Regions from separate parts of the Mus musculus genome. Here region 2 is linked to region 1. The links are chromatin loops, found by intact Hi-C in ENCODE. Cell type or tissue: left cerebral cortex. All regions are shown on one strand. Each heading gives the region's core, and the rest is flanking DNA. Links, peaks and the distances in the headings are about the cores only. Region 1 has its middle 170 kb from the start of Gm33797. Region 2 has its middle 230 kb from the start of Gm33797.

The links. Peaks named below come from ENCODE experiments on the same cell type or tissue, not always from the same donor. Only the 100,000 strongest peaks of a DNase experiment are listed, where the experiment ranks them.
Region 2: it touches region 1 in a loop (6-fold over the local background); 2 of 42 quality-filtered maps call a loop at or near these places.

What each region holds. Positions count from the first base shown.
Region 1 is chr16:62,174,566-62,190,451 of GRCm38, forward strand. No RefSeq gene overlaps it. Among named protein-coding and RNA genes, the nearest start is that of Gm33797, 170 kb to the right of the region's middle. In left cerebral cortex, for the core only: no CTCF peak of the experiment used is centred there; DNase peaks (open chromatin) are centred at 7,790 and 8,646.
Region 2 is chr16:62,121,025-62,136,910 of GRCm38, forward strand. No RefSeq gene overlaps it. Among named protein-coding and RNA genes, the nearest start is that of Gm33797, 230 kb to the right of the region's middle. In left cerebral cortex, for the core only: no CTCF peak of the experiment used is centred there; DNase peaks (open chromatin) are centred at 7,304, 7,933 and 8,382.

The DNA.
Region 1 (15,886 bases), core at 4,707-12,706:
AATTTTGAACCACAACTGTTCCTGTCTAAAAGAAGTTTGGGCAGGGGGGATGGAACAGAGTCTAAAGGAATGGCCAGCCAGGGACGAGCCCAACTTGGGATCCACACTATCACTGATGCTGTGCTGTGGTGTCAGCTGACCAAGAAAAATCTCACATTGATTAACATGTTATAGTTCAAGATTCAGTTTAAACTGAATCAATGTACGATTGTTTGATGTTTGCTAGTGTTTTGGAAAGGTCTTTCTTTAAGTACCAGTAAGCTCAACTTTTGAACTCAAAAGATCTATAGTGACATTTGGGCACATTTGTAAATGCAGAGGCTATCCTAACACTAGCACGATGCTCAAAATTATTCTCAGATGCTAAAGTAAAGCTATAATTTTTTTCCAACTACATGCTGTGGGATTTGGCAGCATGCTGAAGAAATAATATAGGTGTCATTGCCTTATCATATGTGAATGCAAAATGCACATCACACATCAGGAGGGTTAGTGTGGAGTTGAACATTTCCTTCTGTGAATTCCCCCTTGCATCTTTTTCTCTCTCTTTTTTTTTCCTGTTATGCTGCTTCTTGTAGAAAGGGCAATCCTCATTATAGATAAGAAAAAAGCTAGGTAGGTTGCTTTGATGTCTTTATACAAGGAACCATGTGGTTTTCTTCTACCAGATTGATTTTCAATATCTTGGTGAACACATACTCTCTATTGAACAATGGAGCCATATATTGAAAATAAACTTCTAAAACCATAGATATTTGGCAAGATTTTATTGTAAAAACCAATTGAACAAAAGAAGACAAAGGAAACATTCAAGATTATAAGAAGCATACAGAAAATTACTTGCAGAGCAAAACCACTAGCCAAAGGTGATTTTATCTTAAAAAAAATTCTAAGAACACAGAAAGATAAACTCACATATTTCCTCGCATAGAAAAGATTCAATGCAAATAGTTTTATAAGTTTATCAAAGAAAACAATTGTAGAGTTGTAAAAAAATCAACAAAGGAAAGCAATCATATATGTGACATTCATCAAAAGTCACCAATTTGGACCACTACAACTTAACCCTGCTAGTTAGGGACAGAGACTCCAGAGATGCCCCAAAATAAATCTACACAATAGCTATGTTTAATTATTGTTTGAATTCTGTTTTGACAGGAATAATTTATTGTTATTTCTTGCTCATGTGGAATAGAACCACATGTCTACACATAAACTTTAGGATGTGAGATCCAGAAAGTAGCAGTATGAAGTCACAACATGTAATTGAAATATATGGCCAAGGGAACAGAAACAAAACAACTGTAAGTTGTCCCCACTCTTATGAGCAGATCACTCAGATCTCCTCCCAAGTCTCCACTAGTGTCTCATAGGAAAAGGTCGATAGTAAAATCTCTGGAAGAACAAGTGTTATGAAATCTACAAATTCTTTCTTTCTTTCTTTCTTTCTTTCTTTCTTTCTTTCTTTCTTTCTTTAATTCATCTTTTTTTTGCTCTCACACTAGAATAATAACAAAATTAAATACTAGAGTTATATTTTCTATATAAGATATAAAATCTATAGGTATTTATCTATGTTCCCGATACATATTCTACAGACTAAAAAGTTTAATAAAATGGCTACCTAGGGTCATTTGGCTACATCTGGTGATGATTTACCTTGGTAGAGTCCCAAAATCATAGAGACTACAACATAAGAGATAAGGAGTGTCCATATGTGATGCTCTATCCCAGACCACCCGACACTGGATGGTACTCGCCCTTTGGTATTGCAGATGAGGTGGCATGGAGTCAACCATTCAGAGTTTGGGGGCAGGAGAAAATGCTGTAGCAAGCTCATTTATTAATCAGGGGTTGCCCTTTATACCCTCCACTCATTCCATTCATTCAGAGTAAGCATGTCTTCCAAGTGGCAGTTCCTGGTTGGCTGATATTATCTGTGTCACCAATCTTTAAGCTCTCAGACAGTCTTCAATTATTTCCTCATGTGGGAGTTGCCTCTGCAGCTACACAGCCCCCTACCTTTATGCAGAGGTGGCCACCACTTTGTCAGTGAGGCCTGCTATTCTTCCTACACATACGTACATCTGATCTCTCTACCTTCATTTACAAAGTCTATATCAGTCATTAAGATTCTACCTTCTGTGTCTTATCTAATTCTCATTATCTCTCAAAGAGCGTTCCTTCAAAAGAAAGAGTTTATTTTTTGATACTATTTAGAGGAAGAGTCCATACAGTCTGAAATAGAATGACAGAGATGACTAGAGAAAAAGACTAAGAGATCACACTTAACCACACAAGTATGCATAGATTATTTATTTTTAATCCACTGAGTCCAGTTAGTGCTACCCAAGTGTACATGGATATGGATTCATTCATTGGAATATGGAGAACTTACCAGTATCCACATCCTCACAGAAAACTCACTCTCCACTCTCCAAAAGCCATCAATGTACTATAGCTCCTTAGGTGGGAATGGAGACTTAGAAGACTCTCTCCAATCCAAGTGGGAAGTACCTTTATTTCCTTTTTTTCTGCATCATAATTACATCATTCCCTCCTTCACTTTCCTCCCTCCAAACCCTTCCATATATTCCTCCTTGCTCTCTTTCAAACTCATAACTTCTTTTATAGTGTTAAGTACATATATGTGTGCATATAAGCATACATATCCCTAAATGCTTAAATATAACCTGATCAGTCTGTATATCACTTGTATGTGCATTCTTCTTCCTGAATATTTGATATTGGGTGATCAAACGTTTGGTGTGCTCTTCCCCAGAAACACCATAGTTATGTAGAGTTGAGGTCTCCTAAGCTTTACCCCAGCCACAATGCCAAGCAGAGAATTTTAGGTCACTTAATGTTGTATAGATGTTATACAGGTGATATGATAGCCATCTTGTGTCCAAAAGACAGCATTACTTAGCCTTTCTTCCAATCCTCTGGCTCTAGCTTTCGTTCTATATCTCTTTGTTCTGTACAGTCAACCTTGCCAGGTTAGGATTTATATAATTGACCTAATGAGAACTCATAGTCTCTTATTCTTAGCAATTTGAAAGGTAACACAGCTTTGCATTGTTACATTAGGAACAATACAAATCTTCATAAATTGTTTTTTTTCCTCTACATTGCATCTCTGCTACACTTTCATTATCCTATTATTGATGGACATCCATGTTGATATCATTTCCTGAATTGTGAATTGAACCTCTGTGAATTAGATGTAAAAAAAGTCTCTACAATAAGATATAGTCTTTTAATAATATGTCTAGGAGTAGTATATCAGATCATATAGCAAAGTATCATATATTAGACCAATTTTTGTCAATTTTTAGAAACTTTTGTTCTGATGTGTCTGGACTAGTTTACACTCCCAACAACAATGTGTGTGGAATCTTAAAACAGTTTAAATCTATACTGTCCTGATAATTAAAGATGTTGAACATTTTTTTTAGTATTTAGTAACCCTTTGAATTTCTTCATTTGCAAACTTTCCATCCTCTTTTACAGTCATTTTTATAATTGTATAGCTTGCTTTCTAGATTAGTTGGGGTTTTGTTTTGTTTTGTTTTGTTTTTGATTTTGAGGGTGGTTTTTTTTTTTTTGAGTTCCCATTTATGCTCCACTTAACTTTCCACAAAATAATACAAGCAATACTCCTTTCTGATTGGGCTATGCACCTCAGTGTTAGAAAACTGCCTTAGCATGGACAAGATCTCAGTTTCAGTATTCATCATTATTCTTCCCACCTCAGTAACCTCAAAAGACAGAGCTTATAACACATTGTTTCCTAGCTCTTTAATAACTCCATCAGAAATCATTTTTATGTAAAGCCCAGACTACGTTCAAAACTGAAGAGTCAGATAAGCTTCTCTGGCTGAAGCCTTCTGCAAAGTGTCTAGGAATTGGCAGATAAGAACTAAGAGCAAAACAATAATCAAACTGACAAGGAACAGAAGAGGAAAAAATAATTAATTAAACTAATAATTCACAACTGAAGACTCTCGAATGGCTGAGGAGCACATAAAGAAATGTTCAAAGTACTTAGTGAACAGAGAAATGCAAATCAAAATGACCCAAAATCAGAATGAATAAGATCAAAACCTCAGGTGAAAACACATGTTGGAGAGGATGTGGAGAAAGAGGAACACTCCTCCATTGCTGGTGGGATTGTAAACTAGTGCAACTACTCTGGAAATCAATCTGGAGGTTCCTCGGAAAATTGGAAATAGATCTATCTGAAGACTCAGCTATACCACTCTTGGGAATATACCCAAAAGATGCCCTACCATGACACAGGGGCACGTGTTCCACTATGTTCATAGCAGCCTTGTTTGTGATAGCCAGAAGCTTGAAACAACCTGGATACCCCATGCAGAAGAATGGATATGGAAAACGTGGTTCATTTACACAATGGAAAAATGCCGATTTGTTCTAAAAATTTATAATTTCAACTCTCATGATTTTAAATCAATAAATGTCTCCCATTTCAAGGAAGAAATCTGTGTGAGCAGTTATTCACTGTTATTTCTATGCAAATGATCTGGGATAGACATTTTAAATTTTCAGCTAATCTGAGTTCAATCAATAAATTATCTACAATGCTGAGTGGAGTAAAACAAAGCAACCTGAGTTAACAAATATTGTGGGTATATAGCGACTAAGAGAAGAGTTCATAGGATATTCACAGAACCTTCATTAAGATCATTATACATGCTTAGATGAGAGAAGGCTCGGCTTCCCTGAGTACAGCATGATTCATTGATGACCCAAAGCAAATAAAAATGGTAACCATATATAGAGCTGACCTCATTTTCATGCATGAGTTGATTGGGTCTGGAGTCAGGGAAGAGAGGACATTAATTCCTGCAATGAACAGTAAAGCAAAAAGGATACTAAAAACGAAACAAAATTTAAAAATCTTGATCTACAGGTAATTTTGCCGATAAATATTTGTCATAGACAAAACTCCATCACCTGTTGGGGGAAAACACTATAAAAACCAAAATCAACATGGAGATGAAATTCATTAACATAGTACTTATTACCAATGATTACCTATGCTAATTTTCCAAATCAATCTAAATGTTGTATCTAGAAGCCATTAGTTGAAGGTGGTGCAATTTTGAAACAGCTGAACCTTGTCAAGTGCGTGATGTGGTCTATTCCTTTCTCTTTGTTTTTTTTTTGGTTTGAATGTATTGCAAAAGGGACTGCATAGGTGTTACAAATACTATGGAAAGAAGTATTTACAGTGATGTGTAGTGACTGAAAACATTATCAGACACCATATTAGTGTTAAAAAATGAAGATGGACACCAGATAATAAAATTAGTTATAGTTAAAATATGAATCAGTGTGACTCTTTAATTAGTAATTGACATATTGGTGAGACTTTGAAATTCTAGTTTCTAGCCAGAAGCTGGAAAGAACCCAGATGTCCCTCAACAGAAGAATGGATATAGAAAATGTGGTACATTTTCACAATGGAGTACTACTCAGCTATTAAAAAACAATGAATTTATAAAATTCTTGGACAAATGGACGTATCTGGAGGATATCATCCTTAGTGAGGTAACCCAATCACAAAATAAGTCATTAGATATGCACTCACTGATAAGTGGATATTAACCCAGAAACATAGAACACCCAAGATACAATTTGCAAAACACAAGAAAATAAAGAGGGAAGACCAATGGGTGGATACTTCATTCCTCCTTAGAATAGGGAACAAAATACTCATGAAAGGAGTTACAAAGACAAAGTTTGGAGCTAAGACAAAAGGATGGACTATCCAGAGACTACCCCACTCAGGGATCTGTCCCATAATCAGCCACCAAACCCAGACACTATTGCATATGCCAGAAAGATTTTGATGAAGGGACCCTGGTATAGCTGTCTCATATGAGGCTATGCCAGTGCCTGGCAAATACAGAAGTAGATGCTCACAGTCATCTATAAGATGGAACACAGGGCCCGCAATGCAGAAGCTAGAGAAAGCACCAGAGCTGAAGGGATCTACAACCCTATAGGTGGAACAACAATATGAACTAACCAGTACCTCCAGAGCTCATGTCTCTAACTGCATATGTAGCAGAAGATAGTCTAGTCAGCCATCACTGGGAAGAGAGGCCCCTTGGTATTGCAAACTTTATATGCCCCAGTACAGGGGGAAGCCAAAGCCAAGAAGTGGGAGTAGGTGGGTACGGGAGCAGGGAGGGGAGAGGGTATAGGGAACTTTCAGGATAGCATTTGAAATTTGAAATGTATATAAAGAAAATATCTAATAAAAAAAAGTCTAGCTTTTGATATTACTGGGAGACACAGTTTTACAACAAACTTTCTGATCCTCCATACTTTAAAATCTCTTCCAAAATGTCCATGAAGCAATGGGTATGGAACTGTTTTGTAGAAGTATTTGTTGAGGCTGGACTTCACAGCTCTGCATCTTGATTTGTTTTGATTTTTCTGTAGTGGTTGCCATCTGTTTAAAAGAGAAGTTTCTTTGATGCAGAGTGAAGTCAAGAACAAGCTATATTTTGGGATATATATGTTTATACATAAATGTCTGCAATAAAAATTAATGGAAAGAGAGTGGTATGTATATATGGAGGAACGATAGATGATGGAGAAAAATAATTATAAAATAATCTCAGAAGTAATTGTAATGTTGAAATAAAAACCTCAAACATATTATTGATCAGTAAAGAAAAACATAGCATAATAGGAAAGCCACATTGAAATGGCTATTTTCCATAGTTACTAAAACAGTAAATCAAGACTGTTATTTTAACTCCAAGGGCATGAACATTATATCTGATTATATTATATCTGATACCATTAAGGTCACTAAGGAACTCATACATGGTATTTTATATCCTAACATGGCCACACCTGCCTGTTAGGCATCTGTAGGTTCAGGTGAATAGACTGAGCATAGGCTTAACTAATCGGATGTTTCAAAATGAATTTTCTTTAGTCAGACATGATCAATAAAGTTGTTAAAAAAGACTAATAAGCGTGACTTAATAAATAATATGTTAAACTCCGTACCTGACCAACGTCTTATATCTGGAATAATAGAGAGTAATTTTAAAGTGATTAGAAAGAAAAAAACAGGATAAATAAAATATTTGAATGGACAATTAAGGAAAAAATGACTTTGAAACAAGCTGATCAAAAACGTGTGGCAAATAAGCAAACAGACATTTTCTCTGGTTGGTAAGCAGGCAGGCATTAATTGCAGTGTCTGAACCAGACCTTCAGGATAGTTGAATTAATTAGCTTTTGATTGTACCCATGGTTTCATGAGTATATGTCTGTATTGAAGAGTCTGGGTCCATCAATAAGTTTATCCATTTTTAGGTTCGTAATTTAGATTCTTGAAAATATTTAAAGGCACACTGTACTTCAAAGAACTGGGTCTACAGGGACATGAATTGTGGACTTGTATCTTGTCATTAGCCCTGATTTTATTTATTTTTGTTGTTGTTGTTTGTTTGTTATTTTGTTTGTTATGTTTCTGTACTTACCTCTTTCAGCCATGAGCTAAACTAATTTGTTTCACTATGTGGCAAACCAATGACAGTGTGGCCGGCTAAGCATGAACTAAAATCTCTGGAACCATGAAACAGCTGTGATTTCCTCCTTTTAGTTTTTGCTCAAGTGTTTTGCCTCTATGATAGAAATCTGACTAATACACACAGTCTCTAGAATGAGGTTTTTCATGTTGAAGGTAGTCTGAAATGTTCAATGCCACTGGCAGAAGTCTCATATTCTTCTCCCGCTGGTCTATTTAGTTTCAACATGAATCTTCAAAGAAAAATCTGTTTCTCCTACTCTAGGGTCCTGTGGAGTGACTAGAATTAGGATTAAAAAGAAAAAAAATGTCACTCTGCACAGAATTATTTTGTGTTTCTCAATTCCTAGTTGCAAAAGAGCACTTATTAACATAAATTACCATATGCAAACCCACGTAGTGAACAAATGTAAGCAGTCTTTTTGCACCTGAAACTAATAGCATTAAACAAGTCAGTTCACTAAATTAAACAGTTTAATTTTTTTTTTTTACTGAGATAGAAAATGGGAAGAGCCATGAAAATGTGTTTACACTTGTGTACAAAAGACATTTACTCAGACAGAAAGGAAGTTCTTAGGTCTACCAAGTAATAAAAAGCTTTTGACATTTCTTGGAAATATTTGGACCCAAATCTGTAAAATTCAAGGATAAGAATTTAGTCTACACAATAAGTTGTTTAGAAGTCCATGTCTCTAAAAGCTTTAAGAAAGAATGGCTGGTCACTCATGAAACTCAAGTAAAGGGATAAGGCTGGTTAACGTTCACGTGCCAATCAGTTGTAGTCTGCTTTACCTAAACGAATTCATTAAAAATACAAAGGACTAGCATGTCACAGATGTTTTGATTATAAGCCTCCTGTACTGAGACAACAAAACTCTACAAGGTAATGGTTAGAGGAGACATTTGCTTTGTTATCAAAGGAGATATAATTAAATCTATGACATCTGTGCATAGGAAGAGACTTCACAGTTTAGATTTAACTCTGAAGCTGTTCTGTTTTTGCCAGGATTGAAGAACTATAAAAACCTTCCCACCATATAGCTTAGCTCAGCTGGAGACAAGTCCTTATCTCAGAGGAGAAAAATAAGGCATGAGGCCAGAAGCCAGTGTTTTGTAGACATCACACTTCAGATCAAAGCAAATCTAGTGAGACAAATTTAGATGAGCATATAAATACTGTAAACTTGTAGAAATGATTTCCATGGATGCCATGAATTCCCTAACATGGATGCTAAGGACCTTGATGAAAACATATAGAATCAAGGAAGCTCAAGTGTAAAGTCATAGTAACAAAGAAAAAGAGATTCCACTGACTGAAATAATGTGTGCAGAAAGGCAACTATAGTAGCAGTGAAAATCCCAAACTTAACAAGAACACACAAAGTGAATGTCTGAAAAGGTGTTTAAAAATGCTATGTCAACAGAATAAGAACTTTCTTCTTCTCTGTTAACTTATTTATATAAACTTCTAATAATTTTGATACTTTTCCTTAAGTATCAATTACATCATGATACTTTGTATCATGTAGATTCCATTATTATTATTGTGTTCACTTTCTGTTCCCTTAAAATGGCCAAACTAGAGCTAGAGTAATTATTATCATAAACTGGTTTTGCAGTATTATCAACATTTGGATTTGCAGAAAAGGATCTTTAAAATTAACACTTGGAATCCTAGTTTCAACATGGGAAGATCTGGAAGTCTGAATCTTACCTGTCTTCCTGTATGTCACATACGCATTAGAAGCTGTAAACAACTGGATGCAAATTGTAGTTTAAAAATAAGAAATCATGCATTAAAATCATTAATATTTTGTAATTTAGTTAATGACTTCTCATCTTTTTATACACATTTGTATATTTTAATTCTTCCTATAAAGAATATTCTCTATGTACACATGTATGACATACAATAGGGATCTAAAAAAATAAAAATATTATTGACAGACTAGGAAGCAATAGGTTCCAATTATATTTTTGTGATTATTTACCATTTAACTCTGAATATATATGATATACTTATGAAATTTTTTAATTTTAGTTGAGTTATGTGAAAGATAATAGAGTATTTTGTTATGAGCTAAATATTTGCTTCCAAGCTTCAAGTGCTAAAAAAATTAAAACTCCGGAACTCTAAATGCAACATTCTTTGGAAAAAGAGTGTTTTCATAGATGATCAAGTATGCTCATTACAGCAAGTCCTGATACAAGACGAGTGGCTTATTTGTAGAACAAAACTTGGACACAGAGACACATTGAGAGACATGGTGAAGAGGGAAGCTAGCAACCGTTAAGCAATAGAGCATATCATGAAAAATAACCACAAGGACACAATTATTTCAGAGTTTAAACCTTTAGAACTAGGAAGAAATATATATTTATTTGTCATAGAAGCTGTAGTCTTGAAAACTGATTGTTACATGTGTAATTTTTTAAACTGCATTACTCAGCAACGTGCCTTCCCTCTCGCTGAAGTGAGGTCAGTCAAATTTTTACTCCTGAAAAGATACAGACATTAGGTCATGAAGTTTCTTTTGAATATTATTTTTAAATATATATTAAGTGAAAAGAACCGAACAATATCAACTTTCAAGTTGCACACTGGCTTGCCTTAAAGGGTTTTATGGAGCAGAAAGTCCCATCACAGTTAGTATACAGAATCTTGCTTGGCAAACTCCAAAATGTCATTCAAGTGGACATTACATATAATATAGGTCAACTCCCATGCAAGGTTTTCTGTTCCTTTAGTAACACGTCATGTTATTTTTTAATATTCCTTTTTTTTACATGCACACTTTTCTCTGCCAAACGTACAACTATAATCAGCCTGTTGTAATCCCTACCTTTTACAAACTATACAAAACTATTTTAACTTTAGGTTTTCACAAATATGCTCTATTTTTAATAGGCACTGGGAAACAGAACAAGTCCAAACATGTCCACAGGAACATGTTAACTGAGCTGTTCATCTTCCTAACCGAGAACCGCCGTGATTTAACAACTCGAGTGTAAACATCGCATTAGACAATACCCTTATCTTGTTCCTCACACTGATTCTTCCATGATGTCAAAACATACTTTGGGTAAGAAATTGTGATGAATACAGCCTGTAAAAGATTTTACAGACCAAAGCACTGAAGCCCCATCAAGAATGTATAGTCCAATAAGCACAGGCTAGGCAGTTTGCTTGCTAATCACAAAATCGAAGTTGCTGCTAAATGGCAGAATGTATGGGGTGGAGTTATAATTGCAGCCCAAGTACTCAGCTCTGTTCTTAGGAGATCAGTTATTAGGTTTGTGAAATGATAAACAGTTCTGCTTGTTCTGCTAAAGTGACTAACCTTTATTCTTTATAGATCCATCTCTAGACATTATCAATAAATAAGTAAATACCTACCATTCTGCTGAATGCAAAAATGGTTCAAATTTCATTGTAGCCCATCTTCGTGGGTGATGAGGAAAACAGAGATTTATTGTTGGCATATGAGTAAACTAGCTCACGGTGTTTTCAGCCAGAAGATATTTCCTCCTTTATCTGTGAACATCTTGTCTTATTTCCTTCCAATTACATTTTTTTTTCTTCCACAAACAGCAAATATGTCATTTCTATCATTCTCCTGCTGGTGGCCTTCTGGAAGATGGTGATTGAATTACCCAATCTTTGGAAGAAACAAGCTGTTTTATGTCTTCATTGCCACAGATTTTGTGGATTCTGTTGCCCTGGGGTCTCTCTCAGGTTATTGCAGATGCTAAGCTAATTCAACTGAGTAATGTTCTCCTGAAGGAAATGAATGAATGAAAATTCTAGAAACATGCAGTTCTCCCAGGCACAAAGTCAGCACCCACCTCCCCCAGTGAACATTTCCTGGCTTTTAATGAAAGATGAAATTTGTAAGAAATAAATTCTGGGTGTTTTAAACTAATCGAGAAAATACCTTCATCAGATCTGTCAAGCTGCAGACTTATGATTTCAATTCCAAGTTTGCCCACATCTGATGGATATACACAAAACTCACATGCTACTCCAGTCCTGAGGAAAAAAATTATCCTACTTTGGTGATTTTAAACAAATTATGCCATTTCTGAGGATCATGAGTCTAGGTGCAGTTTGCTGGGTCCTTGGCTTAAGGTTTCTCAAGGTTGAAATTTGGGTATGAGACAGGCTATACACACTTGTAACAGTCATCTATGCTTGTAAGCAGACACCTTTTGTGTTTCTGCATGCATGACAGAGGGTTCAACTCCCCCTAACTTATGCCCTAAAGACTGCACCTAGTTCCTGGAGAGTGCTCTACAGTCCCAGTCGTGAGGGGCTTTCCATCATACAGCCTGTTTATTTTTCTTCAGATCTTAAGTGTAATTGTTCCATAATCTATAAATTTAAACTTTGATCTAGAATTCTAAACCTAGCTCCACAATTTTCACACTCTTCACATCTATGGTTAAAATATGCTGAGGTCACTTTTGTGATTATTAGTTTTACATAACACAGTTGGCCTTGAAATGGTGACGTTTAGGGTTATATGTGTGCATGTGATCTAAGTAAAGTGGATTGTAAGAGAAGAAAATATTTTCTGATTAAGAATAAAACAGGATGTGAGAAAGATCTGATTGGAAGCACAATAAGGGGAATCATGTATCCCAGATGTCTTAAGACAGATCGGCCTATGACAAAGGACAAACACATAAAATAAGTCACAGTGTCTTAGCAGAGAAAAATGAACCCCAATCTTAGAAATATGAGGACCTAAGCAGCAGCCACAATGATCAGGGAGGTGAATTTTTTTTTGTAAATGTGTAAGCTCTTTTGAGGCAATAGGAAGTAAGTAGAATATTTATCCAAGGGGAGCTAAAACACATTGTCTTTTCAACCTTTATCAATTACAAGGAAGTCCTGAGCCATCTTCACTCAAAGAGATTACTCCAATGAGCTGATCCAAGCAGTTAGAGAATAACTGGAGATCACCTTAGGATTCTGCAACCAGAGACCTAGTATATTAAGTTTTCTGCCTTCGAAATGGTTTTTGTGAAGACTAATATGAGTAGCATGGTTGGTCAAAGGAACATAATGAGGCTATGTGTTGACATATTTAGAAAGACTGAAAATTACTGATTTATAAGCAATCAGTAAGTCAAACTAAGAATTTAAGTCGTGAATAAAATGTAACTTGCACACTGAAAAGTGGAAAAGACTAAATAAGCAAACCAGTTAAGATTTAGTGTTTTCCTAGCAGCTGCTGTTATATATGTGTTGATTGTATGAATGAATGTAAGTCTCACATATGGCTATGAATTATTGACTTAACATTGAGGTTTGAGGGGACATTAATACTTGGCAATTCTCATGAATCAACTAATTTACATCATAAAAATTAGGTTCCATTTATATATTATATGAGAGAGAGAGAGAGAGAGAGAGAGAGAGAGAGAGAGAGAGAGAGAGAGAGAGAGAGAGAGAGAAATGAAAATAGCCAGCTACCAAACGCTTAAAGGATCCGTACCTTCTGTGGTCCTAGAACCAAAGAAATGAAGTGCACCCAAACCCTCTTTTTAGATTTTTTTAGCCACCTGCTGCTTTCCTGGTCACCCAAAAGTGACTGGTAATAGTGCCTGTTTATTCGTTCAGTACCTTCATAGTAGCCAGAAATAAATCCTTAAATCCAAACCTACCTTTTCAATTCCACAATTTTCATTTTTAACTCCAGATCTTATATGTTTTCCAGTTAGGGAATAGCCCGTTTTCCAAATTTTATTGATTTTCATCATATGTTCTGGAAAAAAAAAAAAAAACTTTTTCCCTATCAAAACTGCCAACCTGTGAATATGTGGCATTAACTCTTCTTGTAACTTTCTAACAACTTTCTCCTGTGGTGGTATTGCCTCTCCTCTTTTGTCAGTATGTTTCAGATATATTCAAATTCAAATTTCAAGGCTTTTATAAGCATCTCTACAAACTGACATAGTCTTTTCTAGAGTGATTTTTTTTTCAGAGTATGGTACTGAAAGAATAATAAAAACTGTGTCTCAGAGAGAAACTGTGTCAAAACCACAGTGTACATTTCCTGAGGAAAACTTAGCAATAACCTCTGAAATCCACACATAGATATGTGTGTGCACACACAAGTACATACTTACATACACATGGAATATGCCTGAGCACTTCAATTCTCTTAAAGGCAATATATACAAAACTGCAGTATCTTCTTACACACTAATTCTACTTATTTTCCTGTTTTATTTTTTCAGTGATTATTTCTGTTATTAACAGTATCAACTACGTGCTTTCTTTGCACAGAATAAAGCATTAATTGCGCTTATACTATTCCCATTCCCCGTTGCTGGGTTTCAGACCTAAGACAACTGGTTGAAGTGCATATCTGACATATCAAAGAGACCTGGCAGCCAGGTTCTCCAAGCATCCCTCAGTCTGTACCTGGCATCCCTTCTCCTCTATCCTGAACTTTCCAGCTTAGGGGCTAGGCTTCCCCTCCCCCAGAGACTCTTTCCTATATAATCTACATAGTGTGGTCTCTCCTTCCTTCTCTTTTCTCTCCTCCTCTCTTCTTCCTCTTTATGTGTGCTTTCTCTCCCCTCTCCCATCTGTCTTCCTTCCCATGACAATTCCCCTGGCCTCTTTCTTTGGAACCAGAGAACCGCCTTGAGAACTGCTCCTCAGTCAACCTGCCATTGTCTGCTCAAATCTGGCTTATATTGGCTCATTTCTCTGGTGGAGAAATGATCTTTCACCAGTCAATCACATTTCCTGTTTTGTTGGTACATTTTTGTTTATAATATTTTCCAACTTTCTAATTCATAAACTCAAACTTCATGTGTTGCAGGAATTCTTCTGTGTATGCAGGACAAATGTGTCATCATCAAAATTCCATGGCTTCTGTTTTATAGATATCAGAGTGCAAAATAAGCATTAAAGAACTTCTTGCCCACCTGCCTCAGTCCAGTCACCATTGTTTCTGACTTCTATAGATCTCCAATTCTTCTATCTTATTCATTCTTGTACCACTCACTGGATGCTTACCAGGTGATCTTTCTAAAATAAATTTAATTACCACATTTATCAAGGTCAATATTATCCCTCATCCAGTCAGAATATAAAAATTATTTAATAAACATTCCATGGTTTTACATGATCTGCTTACATTCCCAACTATTTTAAAATTGATTATTTAATATATAGCATGATCTGGTCACGGAAAAATTCTGTGAAGGATACTGTAAGATACTGTAGTTTCTCCTGACAAGTTCAGTCAACTGCTCTGTCCTATAGTCTGAGCTCCCATAGATGTAGTCAGTTTATTTTCTTTGTTTTAGATTTTTTACATGATATTTATGAACAACATTCTTCATATATGTGAGGTACTTTATAGCTCAGTGCAATGCTTTAATATAATGTATATCATATTTCAGATATTAATATATTATATAATATTTGTATATAATATTAATACATATATTAATATATAATCTCATACACACACACTCACATATCCATACACCTATAATCCCTTTGAGGTAAAAACAACCAAAACCTTCTAGTCTATATTTTTGAAACGTGGAATAACTGATCATTACCTAGTGTTATAATGGTGTAAATAATATATAAACTCCTTACTACAGTTTCCTTCCCATGGATCAACTTTTGTATATCCTTTGGGAACTGTCATTCTTCAGTATTTGTTTCTTATGTGCTGTGCAAATAATAATAATAATAATAATAATAATAATAATAATAATAATAATAATATAATAATAATGTAACTTTCTATTATAATAACTATCACTTCAATTGTTAATACCCATTTAGTCATGTGTTTAATCAACCAGATTGAACAAATTAAGAATAAACAGTCTATACTGTGCTTTCATTAGCATTTAGGAGTGCATTAAAGCTGAAACAAAGGGTACACAATGGGAGAAGAGAGCTTTGTGGCCAAAGTAAATCAAATCTATTGATGGCCAGGTGAGAAACTCAGACTGTAATGTTTTTAAGCCACTTGTCTATAATCTCAATGTTACAATAAAGGGAATAACTCTACCCTTGTGCTCCCTTCTTCCTTTCTCTCTCACTTTCCTCTTCTCCCTCATTCTTCCTTTGTTATGTGTTTTTTCATTTGTTTTATTTTAGTACAACAATAAAATGAGACACAATATTCATTTATTATGAAGATAAGTCCTTGATTCTAACATTGAGCCTCCCTTTAAATTCCCAGGTACGTAATCTGAGCACTGTAAACAAAGTGTAACATTTAGCATTGACAGTGTGTCAGACTCCGTTCTGTATGTTCT
Region 2 (15,886 bases), core at 3,932-11,931, 54 kb before region 1:
GGCAAGGAATGCATTACCTCCACTGGGATCAATTTGAGTACCATTCATTGGGTACAACAACAATTGTAGTCTTCAATTCTAAGGTTTTATTTTACATTCAGTATACATAGTTCTAATATTTATGTGTATGTATGTGTACATGACATGGGTGTCTGTATGTTTGTACATGGGGACACATACATGCTCTAACTTTTGTGTAGTTATCAGAGGAAATTACAGCCTTACACTTTGCTACATATGCCAAGTTATCCAAACTATGAGCTTCCTGAAATTCACCCATATTTGATTCTAATCTCGTGCTAAAAATCATTGGTTTTACAGAATCCTGTGTGAATGCATCCAAATTTTATGTGCATTCTTATTATCTAAACTCCAGTTTCTCAGTATTTTATGATAAATGTTGTACCCACTGAGCCATCTCTCTAGCCCAATTGTAGGTGCTGTGAGTATAGATGTTTTACATTATATTGTTGAAATTGATTTACAGAAGGATACAATAAGAAACCCATTAACACAATGTAACATAAATATAATGGAGTGTTTGGCAAAAAAGTAAAGAATATTAATTGGTAATTCAAAAAAGACAAATACAGAAACATTGTGACAAATGAAATAAACCAGTCAAAAAAGGATTATATATTTGTCACCTTGCATAATGCTCAAGTCCTAGTAGATCAAGGACTTCAACATAAAACCTGATGCACTAAATCTAATATAAGAGAAAGTGGGAGAGAACCTTGAACTCGTTGACACAGAGGAAAATTTCCTAAACAGAACTCCAATGGCTAATATTCTAAGATCAAGAATTGATAAATGGAACCTCATGAAACTGCAAAGTTTCTGTAACACAAAAGACATAGCCAATAAGACAAATCTGCAACCTACAGATTGGGAAAAAATCTTCACTAACCTCACATCCGATAGAGGGCTAATATCCAATATATAGAGAGAACTAAAGAAGCTAACCACCAAAAAACAAACAAGCCAAAGATTGGGGTATAAAATTAAATCAAGAATTCACAACAGAGGAATCTCAACTGGCTGAGAAACACCCAAAGAAATATTCAAAGTCCTTTGTGATCAGAGAAATTCAAATCAAAATGACCCTGAGATTCCATCTTACAACAATCAGAATGGCTAAGATAAAAACCTCAGCTGACAGAACATGTTGGAGAGGATGTAGAGAAATAGGAACACTCCTCCATTGCTGGTGGAATTGCAAATTGGTACAACCACTTTAGAAATCAATCTGGAGGTTCAACAGAAAACTGAAAATAGATCTATGTGAAGACCCAGCTCTACTACTCTTGGGAATATACCCAAAATATGACCCACCATGCCACAGGGACACATGTTCCACTATGTTCATAACAGCATTGTTTGTGATAGTCAGAAGCTAGAAACAACCCAGATGTCCCACAACAGAAGAATAGATACAGAAAATGTGGTTCATTTACACAATGGAATACTACTACTCAGCTATTAAGAACAAGGGTATCCTGAGATTTGCAGGCAAATGGATGGAACTAGAAAGTATCATCCTGAGTGAGATAACTCAGACCAAAAGGGACATTCATGATATGTACTCACTCATAAGTGGATATTAACTCCCCCTGCCAAAAAAAAAGTGTCAAATCTCCAAGATACAGACCACATCACTCATAAAGGTCAACAAACTGGAGGACCCAAGTGAGGATGTCTCAGTGTTACTTACGAGGGAGAAGAAAGCAAATTCATGCCATCTTTTTCATTAATTGTTATTATGTGTGTGTGTTTGTGTGTGTATTCATGAATATAACTTGATCAATACTTACAATATTATTCATATATACACATATATATGAATGCATATAGGGCTATATATTATATATATGATATAGGGCTGACCACTTAGTATTGGATAACCAGTTGATATGCTTTTCCTTGGAGGAAGACTTTGCTCTACGTCCAGGTAGCTTGGAGGAAGACTTTGCTCTACGTCCAGGTAGCTATCACCCTTGTATTGAGTCAAGGCCTAGCATGCTTTACCTTGCATTGGCTTTAAAGAAAGTGTAAATTATTGAGTGTGTGAATTAGAGTGATAAAAATAAACTCAAATTAACACTTCAACACTACTTGTTGGCACTAAAATTTTTCACAGTCCAGTATGTTAGAGTGTCTTATAGGATTTCAATTAAATTGTCTTTAAAACATTTGATAAGCCAGTATTGTCCATAATACTGAGATTAGAGTTAAGATGAGAGAAACAAAATTTATCTTGTTTTAAAGAAAAAAAAAACATATCTATGCTAATATCTATCTATCTAAATAAATATATAAATTGAATTATAAATTTTAAATCTACAAATTGTTATTTGAAAGAATTTCTCCAACATAAGTAATTAACCAGGATTTTATAGTGAGATGAAAAAAAAGGAAACATAACATCTGTTCTCTGCATACGTATTAAGCAAAGGAAATGAAGAAAGAAACTGAGAATATATATTAAGCTTATTGATTTCCCAAATCCTTATCATTTTAAAACTTACTGAAATGAAATCTCCGAAGACTGATAATAGACATCTATAAACATTAAATATGATACTGCATTTCAGGCACTCAGATCTACAGATCTAAAGAAACTTTTTCATAACTATCAGCAATGAATATTGCTTTTAAACATTTAGTTCAGTAATTTTTTGTGTGTTTATTGGACAGTCCAGATCCAAAGTAAAGTTTTTTGTTGCTCTTCTTGAGTAGAAATAAACTGCCACTAAGTTACACATTTTAAATCTCCTATGTATATAAAGAGAATATGCAAATGTGAAGGTGGGTTAATTGATTATTATAACAAAAAAGTGTATGTAGGAAAGACAGAAATTCATATAAATATCCAGTAAAAGTATTAGTTATCTTCATGTTTGTAGGATATATCATGAACAAAACACCTTAAAAGAGCTATTCTTTAGGCTTATAGCTCCTGGGGGTAAGAGTCCATCATGAGAAGGACACATGGCACCTGGCAGGCATGCTGGAAGGAGCAGAAATGTGAAATCTCATATCCTCACCTGCTTGTGCAAACACTAGCAGAAGCAGCAAACTAAAACTGTGAGACTATACACTCTCAAAGCCTTGCCAAAGTGTCACATTATCTTTACTAACATCACATCTCAGAAACCTCCCCAAATAGTACTACCAAGGGAACACTGAGTTTTCATAGGCGTGAGCCTATGGGCGACATTTTTGTCAAACCTCATCAGCTCTCCCTACTTTCTTTGCAATATTATTAAAGAAGAATGTATACTATCTATTGGTTTAAACTTTTTAATATCCATCCTCAGGAGTCTCCTTGATCTTATATATAATATATATATAGTGTGTGTATGTGTCTGTGTGTGTGTATTCATGAATATAACAATTAGTACTTATAGTATTATTCACACATACATTCAGATATATTATATGTCTTATTATTTTCCCTACCCATAAGATAAAACAAAAAAGATTAATAAATTAAATAAGTTAATTATTTTCAGTGCTTTTTAGAAAACTGAGACCCTTGAGTATGGTAGGTGAATGGTCAACCTCTCAGCTCAAATGAAAAGTTTGAGAATTAAAAACAAACAAACTAACAAAAAAACAGTTTTATCTTAAATTTAAAATAGTTTATGAGAAAATTGAACTGAAAGAGCAATATTGATGTTGTCACCTCTTACAAAGTGCCTTGGGATTAAAATCCAAAGAGTTGAGCTGCAATGGGGAACATGGAGAAAAAAAGGGTGCTTCAAGGTATGTTAATGTCCCAAGTCTGAAAAGATGACTTGGCAGTCAAGAAACTGTGTTGCCTTACCAGAGGCCTGGCATTCAATTCCTTGCATTTGACAACGGAAAGTCTTGTGTAATTCCAGGTACAGGAAGTTCAATGTTCTTCTCTGTCCTCCATGTGCACCATCCAAGTGTATGTCCAGCTCAGACATACATGGATGCAAAACACCCATATATGTAGGATTAAAAACTGAAAAATAAGTTTATACACTCAATCATCTATGAAAATGGCTGTTTTCTAATAAATGAGGCTGATAAAAGAGACTTCATAGAATTAGATTTTTACCATGGAACTCAACAAAAGTTTTCACATTGAAATAAACATGAAGATCTGGTTCAATCATTTCTCTTATCAAGATTAAGACTGAACACCTTTTATAACCCGCTGGCATTGTTCAGTCAAACTTTCCTTCTCCTACGAAAGAGTATATGTCTCTGTCTATTAATTAGATATAATGTTCTAAGGAAATAAGTTCTACTGTCACAAAGAAACTGTCAAAGCTTTTTCTGTATGAGACAGGATGTTTGTGATTCAAAATAGAGCTTTCTTTAAAATGTGTGACAAAAGTCTCAGGCACACCTCAGCATCTCATCCCTAATCCTCAAAACCTTGAACGCTGCTGTAGTTATATATCTCAGGAAGTAGAAAGTAGGCTCAGAGGGATGATAGTCTTCTGTGAGAGAAAACTACCATCTTGTTTGTAATGTTTGAAAAACCGCCTTTAGGTACTGAGCTGTCCTACGTGTTAAAAGCTGTTTGATTTATAAGCAAGAAAACCTCAAATTGTCAAATATTCAGAAACTGAAAATTTTCAGCTAATAAAATTTTGCATCTAATGGATGAGTCATGCTCTTTTTACTCGACTGCTTTTATCTACAACTTATCTGAGCTTGAAAATATATTTGGCTGAAACTATAATTCCATCTTTAATAAGGATGTCTCTCTGAGATATAGCCCCCTCTGAAAGAGGAAATATAAGCCATCAGAGGGAGCAGTTCTGATCTGTCTAGAAAAAAAAAAAAAGACAGTCCAGTTTCTGAACTGAATAATCTAGAGGAGAAATATCTCTGGGAGACAAAGGCTATAACAAGTCAGTGAAACTTTTGGCAGCCATTATGAGCTTCAAGCTGTGCAGTGGTGCATTCAGCAGTTGAATGGACACTACATGAAAACATTACAAAGATTTGTTGGCGACAGATGCCATCTCTTCCATCAGTCATGGCAGGGATACATTGGAGTATACACTTACTTTCCCATATGGAGTAGTGATTTGCCTGAAAAAATAAACTCTTGGCAACCTTTCAGAGCATCAAAGAACAAATGCACAAGGACACATTGTGTATTTTCCTAAAAGTCAAACCTCTGAATGTTGTTGCAGTTTTAGTGTACAAAATCCTTCAGTGATACATAACGGTAGTTATAGCTTTATTTGCTGTAAGAAGATGGAAGCTATTAGTAGATATTTCTGCCTGTTACCTGCAATTGTAAAAAGAGAACAAATATTCAGAATAATCTGTATTTTTTTAACTAGAAGAAAGAAAATAGAATTGGGTAATTTATAAAAAGCTCAACTAGATTTAAAACAGTTTTGTATGGGATATAGTTGTCTGAAGGTCATGAACTAATACCAAGAACAAAACAGAAAATCATCTGTTAATAAAAAGACAAAATGTTTTTACTTCCTATTTATCATTTTGTATTTTCTGTAAACTCAATATACATCTTTTTCAAAAAATTATATACATAATATTTTATAACAAACCCAAAACTGTTCAAAACTAGGTTATCAGTTTTCTATTTAGTTAGTTATAATTTTATATCATTTGGTAGAACCATAATATTTTCAATACTTCAATTATGTTTAATATTAAAAAATGTTGAGTAAAAATTTCAAGTCATATAAATGAAGTAGATATATAATACTGTTGAGTCTCATATTCTTACTTTTAAACTAAATTTTATGTTCAGTAAAATTATGCAGTCGGTTAATTTGTTTTCAGCAGCTGATTGACCAGGATCCTTGAATAAAATCATTTCAAACTTAGGCAACGAACAGAAACTGAGTGAATCCAGATTCATAATCTTAAAAGTTTGGTCTGTTAATCATTTGGAAAACTGACTAGATGAAAATGACATAATGAAGTCTTGAATACAAATCAGGGTGACTTTTTTATTAATCAAAGTAAAAATGAAGGCCTGAATTGAAATTCTGAAAGCATACAAAAGAGTGAAAATCTGTGGTTGTAGAGTAATAATAAACATAAAAAAATGAAGCTTGACTGTGTAGCTCTAGCACCTAGGTGGATGCTAATGCTGTTGTCCGTAGAAGCAATTTCTGAAGAAAATTCCCCTATAATTTCAAGAACACAGCCTTAGTATGAATGTCATATCAGGAATCCCTGATGTTACTAGATGATATAATTTGTAGAAGTTAAGCTCTGAAAGGATACCATGCCTAGACATGGGTGTTTTAATATCATCACACACACATACACACACACACACACACACACACACACACACACACACACACGAAAGGTATTACCATGTATGTTTGAATAATAAAATTATTAAGGAATTAAAAAGAGTTGGGCACCATTGAATAACTCACTTAGATGGGTACAAAAAAATCTAAGAATGGGTTTGATACAATGGGTTTGATACAGAAAACAAAAGACTTCCAATTAAAAATGAATGAAAAAAAGGCATCATCAAGGAATGGACAAGAACGCATAGAGAGAAGCCCATTAATGTGTTCTGATCCCAGGATTTCAGGTAAGCTTCTTAGAGAAATAAAAGCCATGAAGGGAAGGACCCACAGTCACCTGGTAAGCCAGAGGCACACAAAAGAAAAAAGGATGTGTCTTTTGCTTTACCAGGCTCCTCCTGGTGGCTAAAGGAAATGAAATGTATCCTGGCATAGTTCAAGAGGTTGGGGTAGACTAAAACATCGTCATGTTCTCCAGTAAAGTATCTTTTTTATGTTTTAGAGTGCTCATTAGTTCTCCATGAGAAATATGGAAGCTTAAAGAAGAGGGAGGGTGTGAGGGACTTTTGGGATAGCATTGGAAATGTAATTGAGGAAAATATGTAATAAAAAATATTTTAAAAAATAAATAATAATAAAAGAATAATTTTCTGATGCAGTATCAATATAAAGGAAGTTATCACTCAGAATAGACTCGCACAAAGCACTAATTTGCAAAAATTACAAATTATTTAAAATAACTTCTTGGATATATTGGCCTAAGTATCTTATGCCCTTGAAAACTATTCTGCTGTTAAATAGTGTGAGGATTTGTGGTCTTGAAATTTCTTGGAATAGACATTTCCATATTTTTGTGGAATTTCTGCCTAGGATATCTAGACATGAGAGGAGAGTTGGTTTGCAAGTGTTTTCAATTTTAAAAGTGTCTTCATAAAACGTACAATGTATATAATCAAGGCATTTTTCTGCCAAAGACTGCGTGTTTAATACAGCTAGCATTGAGTATGAATATGACAGCTGTGTGTAGGAAGTATAAAAAATAAGCCATTTTTAACTTGAATGTACTACTGGTTTCAGCCCAGATACATTTCTTGATGAGAAGCTATCTAGTAAATGCTTTCCTTTTATTCTTTCTTTCTCTGTGTGTGCTCTAGACAGAGGACCAATCATGAAAGCAGAGTTTACTAAATGCTAATTTCTGAGGTAGGAAGTTGACTTCTTACCTGAAAGAAGTGAAGTGTGTGGCATCTGGAGATGAGCTTCTGAGATTTGATATTTGACTCACTTGCTGAATAGCCATGTGGCTTTCAATTAATCCTTTATTTAACCATTAAGTATGAGATTTCACTACTGATACACATAAAATTCAAAGATGTCATGGTGCATGATTGATTTCCAGTATCTTCTGATTATTCACTAGCAGCAAAAGGAACCATGGACAAATGTAGCAAGTATTCAGCTTGTCCCTCCCCTAGCAATGAAATCTATCATCAGAGGGAAAACGATGGGAGAATAACTTCCAAGAAGTTCCTCTCCGGAAGAGGAATGCTCCTGGATGGGATGCTTGGGAGGGAGAAGCTGCGGAGACCATATCCAGAAATTATGCAAGGCTCCCAGTTGGGGATGTGGCCACCCACTAGTCTCCAATTTTTTAACCCAGAATTGTTCTTGTCTAAAGGAAATACAGAGACAAAATGTGGAGCAGTGACTGAAAGAAAGGCCATCCAGAGACTGCCCCACCTGGGGATCCATCCCATTTACAGACACCAAATACAGACACTATAGTGGATGCCAAGAAGTGCTTGCTGACAGGAGCCTGAATTCCAAATTTCACAGCCAGTCTTCTACTACCTCTGGAGATCTTTTACAAAATATTTTATTAATGTTTTCAATTTTATCAATGGAAGTGGAGTACCTTGCCTGCATGTTTGCAAGTGCAAAGTGCACAATGTTTGTGCAGTGCATGTAGAAGCCAGTATGCAGAAATAGATCATCTGGAACTCGAGCTATAGGTGGTTGTGTGGGTGTTGAGAATGTAACTTGGATGCACTGGAAAAGATGTTCATGTACTTAGTAGCAAAGACATCTCTCTAGCCCAAATCATGTCTACAGTTCCAAGTGATATAAACATAGTCAATGTGATAACTACAATCTCCAGTTTCACACTTGAGGGTGTCCTGGAATATGCTCTACTTTTAAAGACAGTTACAAGATGTTGGTGTCTGCATCTAATTCTTGGACAGCCTAACAGGCTCCAGAGTCTGTGTAATACATGAATGTTAGGAATCTAATGTTAGGCAGGAAGATTAATTGCTAGAAATAAATTTGTTTCTTTATATAAATGTACTCAAGTGTGAAACAAGAGGTTATAATAAGATTTAAAACAATTCTGAAGAGATGGAAGAGATGACTTCAGCAGTTGAGAAAAAGTGTTCTTGGAGAGGACCCACCAACACTGGGCAGCTTCCAGCTGCCTGCAACAGCAGAACCAGGGAAAAGAAGACTTTCTGGACTACACAGGTAGCTGCACTCTCACACACATATGCACAGAAAGATATATACATACACAAATAATTAAAGATTAAACAATTGAAAATAGTTTTTGAGAAATAAATCAACAACAATATTGTTGAGAAACTTGATGACAAAATCTGGAAAGAATGAAAATGGAGCAAGTTTTAGAAAGACATTCTTAACATCAACTGAGACTCAACCATTTTTGAATGTGCTGAATTCGTGATGCTGAAAATAATTCATTTTATCTAATGCTTAGAATGACGACTTTAAAAAAATCTATGGGCTTTCATTTCTACATGCACTTCATTTTCTACAGATGTTATGATAAACATGCCCATAATAATAATAACAACCAGAACGAAAGACATGTTAGACCTAGTAAATCAAGAATTATTGGAAGTCAACTAGCTATACAGAATTCTTAAGCAGTAAATTAGATTTTAATTAATAGTGCACTTGACCTTTTGCAAGTAGATGATGCTTACTTATTGCTGAATAACATTAGAGAGAAGGACCATGGTTCAGTATTTGCACCAGGTGGCAAATACCCTACTGAGTAATTGTCACTTTTAGTTTGTTTGAAAAGAAAATATTTCCCCTGCCTGCATTATTGCTGAAGCTTGAAATTAATTTAAGAAAATAGCTTTATATTAGAAGAATACTAAAACATCTTTAATTTTATTTTTGAGAATAAAGGGCAATTATAACATTTCTCCATTCATTTTCTTCTTTTGAAGTTTCCATATGCTATTCCCCTCGCTCCTTCTAATTCACCATTTCTTTTTTTCAGTAATTGTTAGTGCATATATATTTTACTAATAACTAAGAAGCAGCAGCCACGCTGTGAGGAGTTATATATGAACCATCACCACATGAACCATCACCCTGGCTTAGAAAGCCTTCAGAAATTCTGTATAAAATTCTTTCATGTTTTTACTGATTGAAGGTTTTTATGATTATGATGAATTACTGAAAACTATTCCTAGAACAGCTTAACAATTTAAGTTTATTTCAACACAACCCTTGAATCATTGCTTTTTGAATTAACATATTTTCTGTTTCTGATTAAATGCCAGTTATATGACATTTTCTGCAGGAGGGAGGAGGAGGTTCTTGAGACTCAGAAAGTACACAGAAGGTCAGAAGTCTGGGAGAACAGATGATTGGAAGAGTCTCAAGACCCTTTTCCAGCAAAGTAAATAAGGAGAAACAGCATCCAAGGGAGGTCACTCTAGCTCACCAACCTGTAGAGAAGAGGGTTTCAATTGAGCTGCCTGCAACTGTGTAGGCAAACTCTGGGTTGCAGCTTTTGTGAATTGTCACTCATGTTAGGCCAGGTATTTCCAGTGCAATGGCTGCTTTTGAGTCATTCCTGATTCTGCAAGTATCTTCTACCAATAGTCCTTTTAGTAACTCCAATACAAATTTATTGGTTCACCAAGATGGACAGTGGTCCAATCATTACTTGGTCTGATGTGGGTTCCCTTACTGGGATGACTGATGTATATGTTGCAACTCGCAAGAAAGTCTACCACAGGACAGGGCCTGAAGTAAGATCTCTCCTTATTTCTTCACCTGAATGAATTGAAAATGCTGAAGATACTTACAGCCAACCATTGTACTGAGCCCTGGGACCCAAATAGAAGAACTAAGGGAAAGACTGAAGACCCTAAGGGGATTGTAACCCCATAAAAAAAAACAATACCAAACTACCCAGATTACCCAATAGCTCCCAGGTGTTAAACCACAAACCAAAGAGTATATATAGAGAGAGACTCCATGTACATATGTAGCAGAGAATGGCCTTATTTGACATCAATGAGAGGGGAGGCAGGCTTGATTACAAAAATACTGCATTTTTTTTCTAAATGGTCAAAAGAGTTCTCAGGAATTCCCTTTATCATTTTAAATCACAATTGTAAATAACCTGAAGAACCAGTGTTTTTAGTTAAAATTCACATTGCTTTATAACCAGGCTTTCTCATCAAGCATTGAAGCTGAGAAGAGATGGGAAAAAAATGTCTCACATTAGTCGATAACATATATATGTCTCAGGAAAAGTATTATGTTCAACATTATGCCTTCTGTACTTGTGGGTTCTACTTCCACAAATTCACCCAACTATGAACTAAGTATACACCTCTTGTTTCTTTTTATTGATGCAATATAACAAATATTTACTTGATTTTTACTTTGTATTAAGCATTAAGAGTAATCGATATAATTTAAAGTATTAAAGGAAAAAAATGAAGTGTATAAAATGTGGTAAACTTACACAATGGAGTATTACTTAGCTATTAAAAAGAATGAATTTTCTAAGGAACCACCAGACTGATTTCTAGAATGGTTGTACAAGCTTGCAATCCCACCAACAATGGAGGAGTGTTCCTCTTTCTACACATCCTCGCCAGCATCTGCTGTCACCTGAATTTTTCATCTTAGCCATTCTGACTGGTGTGAGGTGGAATCTCAGGGTTGTTTTGATTTGCATTTCCCTGATGATTAAGGATGCTGAACAGTTTTTCAGGTGCTTCTCTGCCATTCAGTATTCCTCAGGTGAGAATTCTTTGTTCAGTTCTGAGCCCCATTTTTTAATGGGGTTATTTGATTTTCTGGAGTCCAACTTCTTGAGTTCTTTATATATATTGAATATTAGTCCCCTATCTGGTTTAGGATAGGTAAAGATACTTTCTCAATCTGTTGGTGGTCTTTTTGTCTTATTGACAGTATCTTTTGCCTTGCAGAAGCTTTGCAGTTTCATGAGGTCCCATTTGTCAATTCTCGATCTTACAGCACAAGCCATTGTTGTTCTATTCAGGAATTTTTCCCCTATGCCCATATCTTCGAGGCTTTTCCCCACTTTCTCCTCTATAAGTTTCAGTGTCTCTGGTTTTATGTGAAGTTCCTTGATCCACTTAGATTTGACCTTAGTACAAGGAGATAGGAATGGATCGATTCGCATTCTTCTACATGATAACAACCAGTTGTGCCAGCACCAAGTGTTGAAAATGCTGTCTTTCTTCCACTGGATGGTTTTAGCTCCCTTGTCGAAGATCAAGTGACCATAGGTGTGTAGGTTCATTTCTGGGTCTTCAATTCTATTCCATTGGTCTACTTGTCTGTCACTAAACCAGTACCATGCAGGTTTTATCACAATTACTCTGTAGTAAAGCTTTAGGTCAGGGATGGTGATTCCACCAGAGGTTATTTTATCCTTGAGAAGAGTTTTTGCTATCCTAGTTTTTTTGTTATTCCAGATGAATTTGCAGATTGCTCTTTCTAATTCGTTGAAGAATTGAATTGGAATTTTGATGGGGATTGCATTGAATCTGTAGATTGATTTTGGCAAGGTAGTCATTTTTACAATGTTGATCCTGCCAATCCATGGGCATGGAAGATCTTTCCATCTTCTGAGATCTTTGGACATAGTACTACCAGAGGATCCAGCAATACCTCTCCTGGGCATATATCACGAAGATGTTCCAACCGGTATGAAGGACACATGCTCCACTATGTTCATAGCAGCCTTATTTATAATAGCCAGGAGCTGCAAAGAACCCAGATGCCCCTCAACAGAGGGATGGATACAGAAAATGTGGTACATTTACACAATGGAGGACTATTCAGCTACTAAAAAGAATGAATTTATGAAATTTCTAGGCAAATGGATGGACCTGGAGGGCATCATCCTGAGTGAGGTAACCCAATCACAAAGGAACTCACACAATATGTACTCACTGGTAAGTGGATATTAGCCCCAAACTTAGGATACCCAAGATATAAGATACAATCTGCTAAACACAGGAAACTCTAGAAGAATGAAGACCAAAATGTGGACACTGTGCCCCTTCTTAGAATTGGGAACAAAACACCCATGGAAGGAGTTACAGAGACAAAGTTTGGAGCTGTGACAAAAGGATGGACCATCTAGAGACTGCCATATCCAGGGATCCACCCCATAATCAGCTTCCAAATGCTGACACCATTGCATACACTAGCAAGATTTTGCTGAAAGGACCCAGATATAGCTGTCTCCTGTGAGACTATGCCGGGGCCTAGCAAACACAGAAGTGGATGCTCACAGTCAGCTATTGGATGGATCACAGGGCTCCCAATGGAGGAGCTAGAGAAAGTACCCAAGGAGCTAAAGGTATCTGCAACTCTATAGGTGAAACAACATTATGAACTAACCAGTACCCCGGAGCTCTTGACTCTAGCTACATATGTATCAAAAGATGGCCTAGTCGGCCATCACTGGAAAGAGAAGCCCATTGGACACACAAACTTTATATGCCCCAGTACAGGGGAATGCCAGGGCCAAAACAAATGGGAATGGGTGGGTAGGAAAGTGGGGGGGAGTATATCAGGGACTTTTGGGATAGCACTGGAAATGTAATTGAGGAAATTACATAATAAAAAAAGAATGAATTTATGAAATTCCTAGGCAAATGGATGGACCTGGAGGGCATCATCCTGAATGAGGTAAACCAATCACAAAAGAACTCACACAATATGTACTCATTGATAAGTGGATATTAGCCCAGAAACTTTGAATACCCAAGATATAAGATACAACTTGCTAAACACATGAAACTCAAGAAGAATGAAGACCAAACTTGCCCCTTTTTAGAATTGGGAACAAAACACCCATGGAAGGAGTTACAGAGACACAGTTTGGAGCTGAAACAAAAGGATGGACCATCTAGAGACTTCCATATCCGGTGATCCATCCCATAATCAACCTCCAAACACTGACACCATTGCATACACTAGCAAGATTTTGCTGAAAGGACCCAGATATAGCTGTCTCTTGTGAGACTATGCCAAGGCCTAGCAAACACAGAAGTGGGTGCTCACAGTCAGCTATTGGTTGGATCACAGGGCCCCCAATGAAGGAGCTAGATAAAGTAACCAAGGAGCTAAAGGTATCTGCAACGCTATAGGTAGAACAACAATATGAACTACCCAATACCCCCCAGAGCTAGTGTCTCCAGCTGCATATGTATCAGAAGATGGCCTAGTCGGCCATCAGTGGAAAGAGAGGCCCATTGGTAGTGCAAACTTTATCTGCCTCAGTACAGGGGAACACCAGGGCCAAGAAGTGGGAATGGGTGGGTGGGGGAGTGGGTTGGGGAGCATGTGGGGAACTTTTGGGATAGCATTGGAAATGTAAATGAAATAAATACCTAATTAAAAAAAAAAGAAACAGTAAAAAAAGTTCTTGTGCCCTTTGATCCAGAGTATCTACAGTCAATCTTTCTTGAGTGTCAATAGAAGCCTGCATCTGAAATAACTTTGTAGGATCTATAAGAGCTACAAGATAAGCTAACTCATTCTCTCTCTCTCTCTCTCTCTCTCTCTCTCCCTCTCTCTCTCTCTCTCTCTTTCTCGTTCTTTTAACATTTCTATTTATTTGGAGATTGAATGTAAAGCATCACATATCCCAGACAAATTCTACACCAATGTAGCTGTATCCTCATCACCCACTCTTGTTAATAAAGAAAATTCCATACAGTAGCAAAACAAAAAACACTGGCCTCAAAAACAAAACAAAAACAAAAAAAAAAAGAACTGAGATAATTCAGATTGGTGGGGAAATATACTAGAGAAGTACAGTATGGAAATAAAGTCAAGGTCAAAATGTCAACCATGAAACAAAGTGTGAAAGCAGTGGCTCAATGGGAATTCATGCATATTGATAGTATAGTTGAATCTGGAATGTTCTCCCAAGGTTCACGTGTGCTAGGCTCTGCTATAGGAATATAGGAAATATAGGAAAATTTTAGGAGGTAAGATCTTAAAGCAAAAGGTTGGTACTTGGACTATGCCTTTGAAAGGAATATTAGAATTTCCAGTCCCTTCCTCCTATTTTGTGATACCTGGATTCTATGAGGTAAGCAGAACTATACTGGCTCTTGCTATTCATTATGATATTCAGTCTTACTATAGGAAATAAGCAATAATAGAATGCAATCTTATCTGTATGTCCAAATAAATATTTTCTCTTTTATAGTATCTCTCTCAATAGTTTCTCATTAAGGTAATGTGTAATGTAAGCCAGAGTGGTACATACATATACAATCAATATTCGTCTTTAAATTGAATGGAATTCTTATGTGTTTTATGAGCCAAATTTTATATATATATATATATATATATATATATATATATATATATATATATATGCATATACACACATGGTAATAAGCCAGATAACAGAGGGCAAATCATTTCACAAGTGAGTATATCATACCATAGTGAGATAAGGAAAGGGAGCTGGAGAGGGATCTATGAACAGGGAAGGTGAATAACGGAACAAGAGGACATAAAGACAGAATGAAGGTAGAAGAGGAATGGACAGGAAGAAGAGGGGAAGTAAGAGAAAGAAAGTTAAAGGAATGGATTGAGAAAAGGGGAGAGAAAATGAGAATATAGAAGAGAAAGGAAGAGAAAAGGGAGACAGAGAAGGAGAACAGTTTGAGGTGCTCATCAAGGTCTGTGATAGACAAGAATAAAAAGTTGTTGCTTAATATATACGGAGTTTTGATGAAGGAAAATTGTAGATAAATAATAGTAATGACTGGTTGATCTTGAAAGTGTACTTAACACCTCTACATTTGAACATGCAAATTACTAAGAATGAAATTCTATGAAATGAATATTTCACCAATAAAATCACTGAAAGAAAGAGTAAGAAAATAAAGGAGGAGGGAGAGAGAGAACTTGTTGTATAAATTAGGCTGGCCTCGGAATATGGCATACTCCAGATTATACTCAGATTTATGATCTTTCTACTTCCACTTGACTAATGCTGGTTTACACATTCACATCATAATATTAAGTAAAAGTGAATTTTAATCAAACAATGGAGTACATGAAAGAACTTCTTAAGCATAAAGGTGTCTTATTTCGGTAGAAACTGTATTTTTGCACTTTCATCAAATAGAAACAAAACAATAACCAGTAATAAAGTACAAAGGAAAAAATAATAAAGTAGAAAGATACTTATGTAATAAGCATTTACAAGGTTTGGCTTCATAGTATATAGAAAATTAGAAATGTAAAAAGAAAAAAAA